2 separate regions of the Mus musculus genome follow, and region 2 is linked to region 1. Evidence: chromatin contacts called from ENCODE Hi-C or POLR2A ChIA-PET data. All regions are on one chromosome and are shown on one strand. The core of a region is the stretch at or near the end of the contact, and the rest is flanking DNA. Distances in the headings are between cores, read along the strand shown.

Region 1 (4,828 bases), core at 550-3,049:
TGCAGCAGTTGCCACTCCATTTTCTGTCTTCATGAATCTAGTTTAGAGACTTCATTTAAGTTGGAACAATGAGGTTTTATCTTTATTGTTGAGAGGAGGTTCTGAAGCCACACAGCCCAGGCCAGCACAGAACATGCTATGTAGCCCAAGGTGCCCTCGAACTCACTGTTCTCCTGGCCCAGCCCTCCAAGCGCTTGTGTTAGAAGTGCGCACACATACCACGTACCTCTGTACCACTGCTCTTTGTCCCTACACCATTGGCTGATCTCAACATCACATGTTTAAAGCTCAGGTGGCTGGGTCCAAAACACCTTCCCCTTACAAGACTGAATGACATCTTATTGATGACAGTACTCATTCCATGTTTTATTTTCTTGCTGTTGATAGACACTGGCTTACTTCTAGCTTTGAGCTCTTGTAAGCAGTGATACTGTGAACACCTGTGTGTATGTGTCTGTCTTGGTCAGGGTTTCTATTCCCGTACAAACATCATGACCAAGAAACAAGTTGGGGAGGAAAGGGTTTATTCGGCTTACACTTCCATACTGCTGTTCATCACCAAGGCAGTCAGGACTGGAACTCAAGCAGGTCAGGGGGCAGGAGCTAATGCAGAGTCCATGGAGGGATGTTCTTTACTGGCTTGCTTCCCCTGGCTTGCTCAGCCTGCTCTCTTATAGAACCCAAGACTACCAGCCCAGAGATGGTTCCACCCACAAGGGGCCTTTCCCCCTTGATCACTAATTGAGAAAATGCCTTACAGTTGGATCTCATGGAGGCATTTCCTCAACTGAAGCTCCTTTCTCTGTGATAACTCCATCTGTGTCAAGTTGACACAAAACTAGCCAGTACAGTGTCCATCAGGGATCCCTCTTTTAAAGCATTTTTTGTTAGACACCTTGTGTTTTGCCGCATTTATCACATGACCTTATTTTGCTTTTTATTGTTTTCAATTCACTTTCCACCTCTATCCTGTAATCTAAAATGTTTTTAAGTTTTATTTATTTATTTATTTATTTTCTTGCTATTTGTTTTTAGACAGGGTTTCTCTGTGTAGCTCCTACTGTCCTAGAACTCAATCTGTAAACCAGGCCAGCCTGGAACTCAGAGATCCACCTACCTCTGCCTCCCGAGTACTGGGATTAAAGTCACGGGCTACCACACCTGGGTAGATTTTTTTTCTTATTTATGCATATAAGTGTGAACCTGTGTGAATGTATGTGCATCACATGCATGTAGTACCCTCTGAGGCCAGACAGGGGCCTAGGATCTCCAGGAACTGGAGTTACAGGTAGTGCTGAGCCACCTTGTAGGTGCAGGAAATGGAACTCAGGTCCTCTGCAAGAGCAGCAAGGTTCTTACCCATTGAGCCACTGTCTCTCCAGTCCTGCTCTGTGGTCTGGTTGAGTACAGGAACCATGCCTATTTGGTACATAATCATTCTCACAACACTCCAACTGTACACAGTTCCTGTAGTTGCTCAGTAAATATTTTTCAAATGGATGAATGAATGCAGGCCTAGCTGTCACCACCTGTAAACCCAGGATATGTTTTAAACCCTAGAACAGTGATAGACATTATTTGCTGTCATCGCTTTAAATACTTTTTCTTACCAGATTTACTGCAACTCTTAGACTAACAGGTGCTCCATGGTCTGTGGGGATAAAAAGGTAACCATGCAGTCTCGAAGCAACAGGAACCAGAGACTGAGGTCAGAGGTGGGGAGGTCAGAAAAAGACTTCCCTAAAGCCTGTGTGCAGCTTGCCAGATCACGTGATGGTCTGAGTGCCTGAGATAAGGGACCCGGCTCAGCTCCGGAGAAAACAAACCTGCGTTCTTTGCAGGGCCTGACCGCAGGGACTGCTGGGAAGAGAGGCTTCTTAAGGAGATGAGGCAGCTCCCAGACCTGATGAAATGCCTTCGTGCACCTAGGTCCGCACTGCTGATTAGTGCAGTAGGGCCAGCAGCAGAGTTCAGACACTGAGTTCCACTCTGTGCTGCTATCTGTGGTGGGGACAAGGAAGTGCTATTGACCCCTTTGCTGGCCGTTCCTCTTTGCCTCCTACCTTCCCAACTAGTTTCCTAGATATTCTGCTGTGCACGTGTGCCTGTGCATGTGTGCGCGCGTGCATCTGAGTCTGCGTGTGTACGTGTGTGCATGTGTGTGGCGTGTGTCTTCTAGTTTGTTTTTTCTTGTTGTAATTGACCTCTCTATTCAAAATCAGCGTGGGAGAAAGGGCTTACTTGCATTAAGTATCTAGGCCACAACACATCACAAACAAAGGCAAGGCGGGAATTTAAGGCAGGAACTTGAAGCAGAATGATTCTCACTGGCTGATTCCTCTGATTTACAGTCAGCTTTCTTGCACAGCCAAGACCCACCTGCCTTGATGGTACTGCCCATGGTGGGTGGGGTCTCCTATATCAATTAACAAGCAAGACAGTATCTCTCATATATGGTTTCAGGCAACACTTCAGTTGAATAAGTGGAAAGTGTCACACTCGATGGCAGAGGACACTACATTGTTGGTCAGCAGGAATCAGGACTGACTCTGAGTGGCAGCTGCCTGCTACCCCTCAACCCCAGAAAGAATCCTTGGGTTCATCACTAGCCTAGGATATAAGGAATATTCGAAGTCAAAGACAATTTTTATGGACTTTTCATGTTGGCTCCATTTTAACATTTAAAAAAAAAATCATAGGCTTTGATAAGTTGGTCTCGGCCAGGTAAATAAATTACAAACTTCCCATTAATGGATTGGGAGATGAAGCAGATTAATGCGTTTAAGCATCCCACATGGTGCCTGGAAGATAGTAAATGCCAGCAAATGTGGCCACCACTTGTATCCTCTATACGGTATCACACAAAGTCCTCATGGAGAGTCTGGCTGCAAATCTCCTCGCTGGCTAAATAATCTATGCTCTGCTTATTCAGCTAAGGGATGTTCAAGGAGGAGATGGTAGATGAAGGAATGGCAAAGGTTACTGCTCAGTGAGCCCTTGGGACATCATTTCTACTCTCAGTATTGTATGCCTGTCTTCTTGCTGGCTCTTCACTGTGGTCTTGTGATGCTGATTTTGTGATGCCCAGCTTAGAGGTGAGAAGCCCAAATCTCTGAGAACAGCAAGCCACACACCAGGCACAGAGCAGAACTCTTTTGACTTGGAGCCCAGGACATTCGACTCCACTCTAACACCATAGAAGGCCTGAGATAGCTGAGGAGGGAAGAAGCTGCACAGTCACAGGGGACCAAACACCCTGGAAAAGAAAGAGGAGGATGTGAGATTTGAAAGCACATACTCTCAGGGAAAAGGGGGAGGTTGAGGACCAAAGCTGAAAAGACAATCATGGAGCCATTCACACGGGGCCTGAGAAACTGAGTGGAGAAGCTTGGGTTTTAAATAGGAAAGCAAGGTGGTCAGATCTGAGCCCATGTGAGCCCTTTTTGTGCATCCAAGAAGCATAAGCCTAGAGTTACCAAGGAAAATTCCAGAAGGATTAGCTATGGCCTGGTCTGGGAAGCCTTCTGAGAGGACACCCAAAGAAGCTTTACTGGGAGTAGTCTGTCCCCTCACACTGTCCACAGCCTTATCTGGGGGGCATGTGACACACACACAGGGTTCCTGAGGGTGGAGCTTCAGGGTCTCCTTGGGAGAGAGGTGGGGGTAGTGTAATCACTAGGAGCACCCGTGGGCATCAGAAAGAGCTGCGTGGGCTTCCTCCATTCTGTGTGTATTCTAGCCTTCTAGAAGGTTCTCAGTACAGGCTGCTTCTCCTGGGTCCAGGAAAGAGAAAAAGCCATGTTTTTTTCATGCCATGCGACAGAGAGAGGTTTCCTAGGACTGCGAATGTGTTTAGCTCAGCCTAGCTGTGAAGGTGACTCTGACCAGCAGGGACCCCCAGGGACCTGGCGTTCAACAGTGCAGCTGAGGGAAGCAGTGGAGTGCAGATGCTTTCAGGGGTAGATGCCAGACAGCTTTATTGTCTTGAAGAAGGCCCTCCCCACCTCTCCCTCAGGGAGGGGCATGCCTGGGCCACATCAGCAGGAATGTCACTCAGGGTCACATTTCTTTTGATCTCCAGGAAATGAAGTAAACATAATGTGGCATCGCTGGGACACGATTGAGTGTCTACACACATTGAGTGTGTAGAGTGGATTTGTAACCAAGTGTTTCTTAGTTGGTCTTATATCTCAGGTCTCTATGTAATGTTTGCTACAATAGCTTAAAACTCAGAAAAGGTCACATGGCAAAACAGCAAAGTACCTCAGGTGGCAAGAAGGTGCCAGACTTCAGGGAAGACAAAGGCCACTCTTTTAATTCTTTGGGGCCCCAAACTGTTTTTTTCCAGTTCCCTCTGCAGACTATACCACATCATAGCCCCTCCCCTCCAGCAGGCAGGCAGCCTGGAGTCCAGTATTTCAGGACTCAGGCCCCTCCACCCTCCAGCACCACCTCCCCTGGAGGAAGCACAGCAAAGGACAAGGACCAGGCTCATCCCATCACCTAACCTGTCACTGCACTGAGTAGGTACATGTCCTTATCGCTAAGCCACCCAGGTTGCGGACTTCAAACTGACATGAATGATGGATGGAGGTCCTGCCAGAGCCCAAGCCCACGTTAGCTTCCCTTCTAGCTTACATTCATCTGTGTGTCAGCTCTAGGAAACCTCTCTGAGCCTGTGGTGTGTAGCATTTCCACCAGCAATACGCAGCACAGTCTCTTTCTGGGAGCTGGCGGGCACCACGTGTAAGCATGGGTCTGTCTCATAGATAATAGAGTATTCTAATTTTTATTCCTTTTTTTTTTTTTTTTCCTTGAAGAACTGAGT
Region 2 (4,234 bases), core at 1,630-4,129, 39 kb before region 1:
GCAGTCTATTCTCATGGGCAGGCAGTCTTCAGCCTGGTCAGTCAGTACCAGTCATGAAACACTGGAAGATCACCTCAGAGCTCACCCCACTCTGTGTGCCCACAGCAGGGATGCAGGATATTCTGGGAAATGTACCTGTAGGTTCAGGTCAAGTTCTTGGTGTGATCTTTTTGATGCTGTGAGACAAATATGAAGTATATGGTTGCTACTGAGGTAACAGCACACATTTAGAGTAAATTCTTGTTTTATAAGTACCAGAGCAGACTCTAAAATAGTGACAAATGAATAGTAAATAAATTACTGGTGGTGGTATGCAATCAAGAACTAGGTACTGTCCATAACCAAATGTACTACCTACTAGTGTTATGTCTGCAGCATCACAGACACACAGTAGGCGCACTTCATTTGAACCAACAAGGATTTTTTTCAAGTGCTCTATTACCCTTGTGGGATCACTGTTAAATAAGTGCTTCCTTGGATAACTGTGATGTCACCATGTGGCTCTAGACCATATCAATCATTACAATGTTGCCTTGGATTTCTGTTAGCTTTTCTCACTGGAATTGGTGCCTCTGGAAAGTGGGAAGGGGTTGATTATCTCATGGTACTGTAGCTAGCTAGCTCAGGAATGGAGGCTAGCAGGTATTAAAGACATGCCAGGAAAAGACCTGCTGTCTTTTCACCCTTTGAAGAAATGCTCATAGGTTGTCAAGCCATCTTTGTACATACCTTCCCCTACCATCTGCCTCTCAAAATCTGATACAAGTAATCTCAACCTTCTCTATGAAAATGCTAAAAGCATATGAGCATTGCATATAAGTGTTTTGTGTTTAGTTGGGTTTGGGTTCAGAAAAGGGGGTGGGGCAAAACTCTTGCTCTTTCCTATGTCCTTTTAATTATTGAGACTTTGCAGCTCTGGTCTGTGAGTCCACCAATGTGGGTGGCTGAGAAGGTAATGTGTGAAAAACATAAGGCCTTCCTTGGCCAGTTCTCTGATCCAGCTCCAGCCTCGTACAAACTGACTCCATACACTTCAAGGAAGTTCCCCTGTGCGTCTCCCTTGCTGTTGCCTCTTCAGGCAGGCCTCTTGGGATAGCCTCAGAATCAGTAGAGCTCCTTGACCCATAGGAGACCTAGAGATCCATGGCTGCTACACTTTGCATCTAGCTGAGGAAAGCTGAGCAAATGTAGAATTTTTAAAGTATAGTATAAAAGCCAGTGACAAACTTCTCAAAGCTTGAATTGGAGTGTTGGTGACTAGGGGTGGATATATGAAGACTTCTACTGAAGGAATATATTCTTTTGTTCAGCTTTGGTCCAGGGAGGGTCTGGGAGAGCTCTGTGGCTTGCAACTGAGGTATGAGATGGGGTTGAGTCTTGTCCCTGCTTATGGAAGATACAGTGGCTGGTGGCAGCATGGAAGAAGTAGGGGTGTGACCCATATTGTTGACAAGTAAAGGAGGGGAAGAAGGAACATCATATTTAGAGCAGCAATAGCAATGCCAGCCTAGGATCTAGGAGGAACTTACCTTGTCTAGGAGGAAATACCTGAATGGAGAGGCCATGTTGGGAAATGAGAAGGGCTAGCCAAATGAGAAACCTGCCCACATTAACAGAGCTAGTATCACAGGTGCCCAGGGAAGGCTGCCTCCAGAAACTGTACAGCTCATCTGGGAAGGAGAATGTTAATTGAAAGCACCTGCCAGCCTCTGAGAGGACAAAGCCAACCTTTGACAGTACCAACCAATTAAGAGTTTTTCCACCCCCTTTACTTCCTTCCTTACCCCCACATGATTCCTGGAGGGATGAGAAACTAAGTCCCCGAGCTAGTGGAAGAGCAGAAATGCCAGCTCCACAGGTTCTGGCTGGCAGCAGCCCAAGCGGGAAGAAGAAGAAGGAAGAATTACACAATGAACTAGGCAGTGTCTCTGACTTAGAGAGGCCACAGGCCTCTTATTATTGTCATTACTAGAGATCACAGAGTGCATGGATCTGTCTGTAAAACAATCATTCAGGAGCAAGAGACATGTGGTACACCGTGAGCACCTTCAAAGAAAGGTGGGAGAAAGGAGAAGCCCTGCTTGTTCGGTGTCTTCATACAGTATCCAGTACCAGCATGTCCACAGTGTTTTTCTTTTCCCAAGATCACTTGCAGAATGGGTGCAGCTTCAGCCTCCATTTGTTAGGAAGGATTTGAAACTCAACACAGTTGCATTAGCTGTCTCTAGCTGCAGGGTGTCTGAGATGAACCAAGATTGGAAGCAGGCTGTTAGACTCTGGAGCTGGCATCCTTGCTACCTTCCTGTGCCTGTCTTGTGAGGCAGGTCAGACAAGGTATCTGGGGAAAAACACTGAAGTTGTCCCTAGGGCCCCCAAGTGCACTCAGCTAAAAACACTTAGAGTTCACAGAATTCTCTTCAGTTCCTTTGAGAAAGGCATTTCAGTGGGGCATTGCTATGTGGTTTTAAATATCGAGACACCTGAACGCTAGCTTAAGGAGAAAAGAGTATTGAAAGGTGTTTTAGAAGCCTGTCGTGACCTCCATCCTTCTCCTTCTTCTCCTCCTTGTCCCTCAGACGGTTTCCATCTGTTTTACACAGCACGGGCACCCATGGACTCCTGGGTTAAAGGAACCTCAGCTCTCTCTTTAGAGAGCGCTTTGGCCTGAAACATGCAGAAAGAGCACCTGCGAGTGTTAAGCTTTACTTGGGGCACTTGGGCTATAGTAGTGTAGATTTTAAAGGGGAACAAAGAGGAAGAAGAGAAGTCCCAGTTCTGTTGGAGGTATCACTTCCAGTGAGATTATGAATGGTCAGCTGATCTCTATTGCTAATCCAATTGTCATTCCCAGGGGAAGAGTCATGTGGCCCTGGCTAAAAGCCAGTTCCGGGGGAGGAGCCAGATGAGGAATCCAGACTGCCCTGCCTGTCTTGGAAGTCCCTTGGACCAGAAGGCTTCAATACACAGTTGAGCTAGTTTTAACAAAAGTCCAGCCCCGCTATCATGGTACTGCTTTTTTCAAGGTCCCATCGGTGTTCTGTCCCGGGTGCCCTATATTTTTATCCTCATCTTGGTCTCTTTCATATTACGTTTGACCCACAGTTGCTCCATATTCGTGTTGTAACTGACTAAACCACATCTTTTCCAAATACTTTTCGCCTTCTCCACCGGAGTGTCCTGGTTAGCACTAAATGCCAACTTGACAGCCTAGAATCGCCTTAGAAAGGACTTTCAGACAAGCAGTTTTCTTGATCGTGTTGGTCTTTGGGTTTGTCTGTGAAAAATTGTCTTAATAGGTAATGGCTGTAGACTGACCCAGGTCACTGTGGAAGATGCCATTTCCTGGGCAAGTGATTCTGCGATGTCTTAGAAGTCTAGCTAAGCCTGAGCTGGTGAATGAGGCAGCAAGCAATATTCTTCTATCATTTTTGCCTCATGTCCCTGCCCTGTCTGCCTTCAGTGACAGACTGTGACCTAGATGTGGAAGCCACATAAATCCTTCCTCCTGCTGAGTTGCTCTGGCTTGTCACAGCAGCAGGAAGAAAGCTAGGATAGTGACTGAACCTTCTTAAAGGGGAAATGCGGACTCTCCCTGTTCTGCTTCATGCTACAAGCTCAGACAGAGCCAGGAGTAACAGAACACTGAAAGGGTGACTGTACTACAACTGCTGTTCTCTGGGTGGGCTCCTCTAAGGCAGGGATGCTGCTTGTACAGCTGGGTCTAGCCATGGGAGCCTGAATGGCCCTTGTCAGAGCACCCATCTTCCTTGCTCTGCAGGCTGGGGACACCATGGCCTGGATAGTTAGGGCTCTCTCATGTCTCCATTTGGTGGCTGTTGTGATCAGCTTTGCTGGTGTCAACTGTCACTTTTCAGCTGGTAAAGCTCTAGACATCCCTGTGCTCCTGCTATTTCTCCATCTTTCGTTTTAATGTGAGCCATTGCACATTCCATACTAGAGCAGATTACATCAGATGCTGCACTTGCCAGCCTCAGCACTAAGCTGTGCTTCTCACTGTCACAGCAGAAAGCCAACCTGGTTTATGGTAGTTTATACTACAGAGACAACTTCCGAGGATCCCTGAAGTGGAGGGGCCTGGTGGGTTCTGTCTTTTCCTGGTAGTTAAAAGCATGGTAGCCTGGGTCAAGAGACTAGGCTGCAGTTCCACTGGAGGCCCTTTCTCTGCATGGTCCTATGCACGAAACTTAACCCTTGGGTTCTCAGGTTCTCTGTG

What was found. A loop is a pair of places that touch in the nucleus more often than their neighbours do. ChIA-PET counts read pairs that join two places held with the same protein, here RNA polymerase II (POLR2A).
Region 2: a loop to region 1 is called in a map of T-helper 17 cell, with 1.8 times the contacts of the local background. The contact joins two enhancer-like sites. A Hi-C loop is called at or near these places in 3 of 37 maps with a recorded cell type or tissue (T-helper 17 cell, left cerebral cortex and v-Abl transformed pro-B cells). POLR2A ChIA-PET finds 5 or more read pairs at or near these places in 2 of 5 experiments (Patski and embryonic stem cell).

The regions. Positions count from the first base shown.
Region 1 is chr11:31,809,367-31,814,194 of GRCm38, reverse strand. All of the region lies in intron 1 of D630024D03Rik (RIKEN cDNA D630024D03 gene), which reads left to right. Among named protein-coding and RNA genes, the nearest start is that of D630024D03Rik, 13 kb to the left of the region's middle. Within about 2 kb of position 1,799, at least 1 of the 3 ENCODE cell types and tissues checked has a DNase peak (open chromatin) inside an H3K27ac peak, as active enhancers do.
Region 2 is chr11:31,849,852-31,854,085 of GRCm38, reverse strand. No RefSeq gene overlaps it. Among named protein-coding and RNA genes, the nearest start is that of Gm39675, 15 kb to the right of the region's middle. Within about 2 kb of position 2,879, at least 1 of the 3 ENCODE cell types and tissues checked has a DNase peak (open chromatin) inside an H3K27ac peak, as active enhancers do.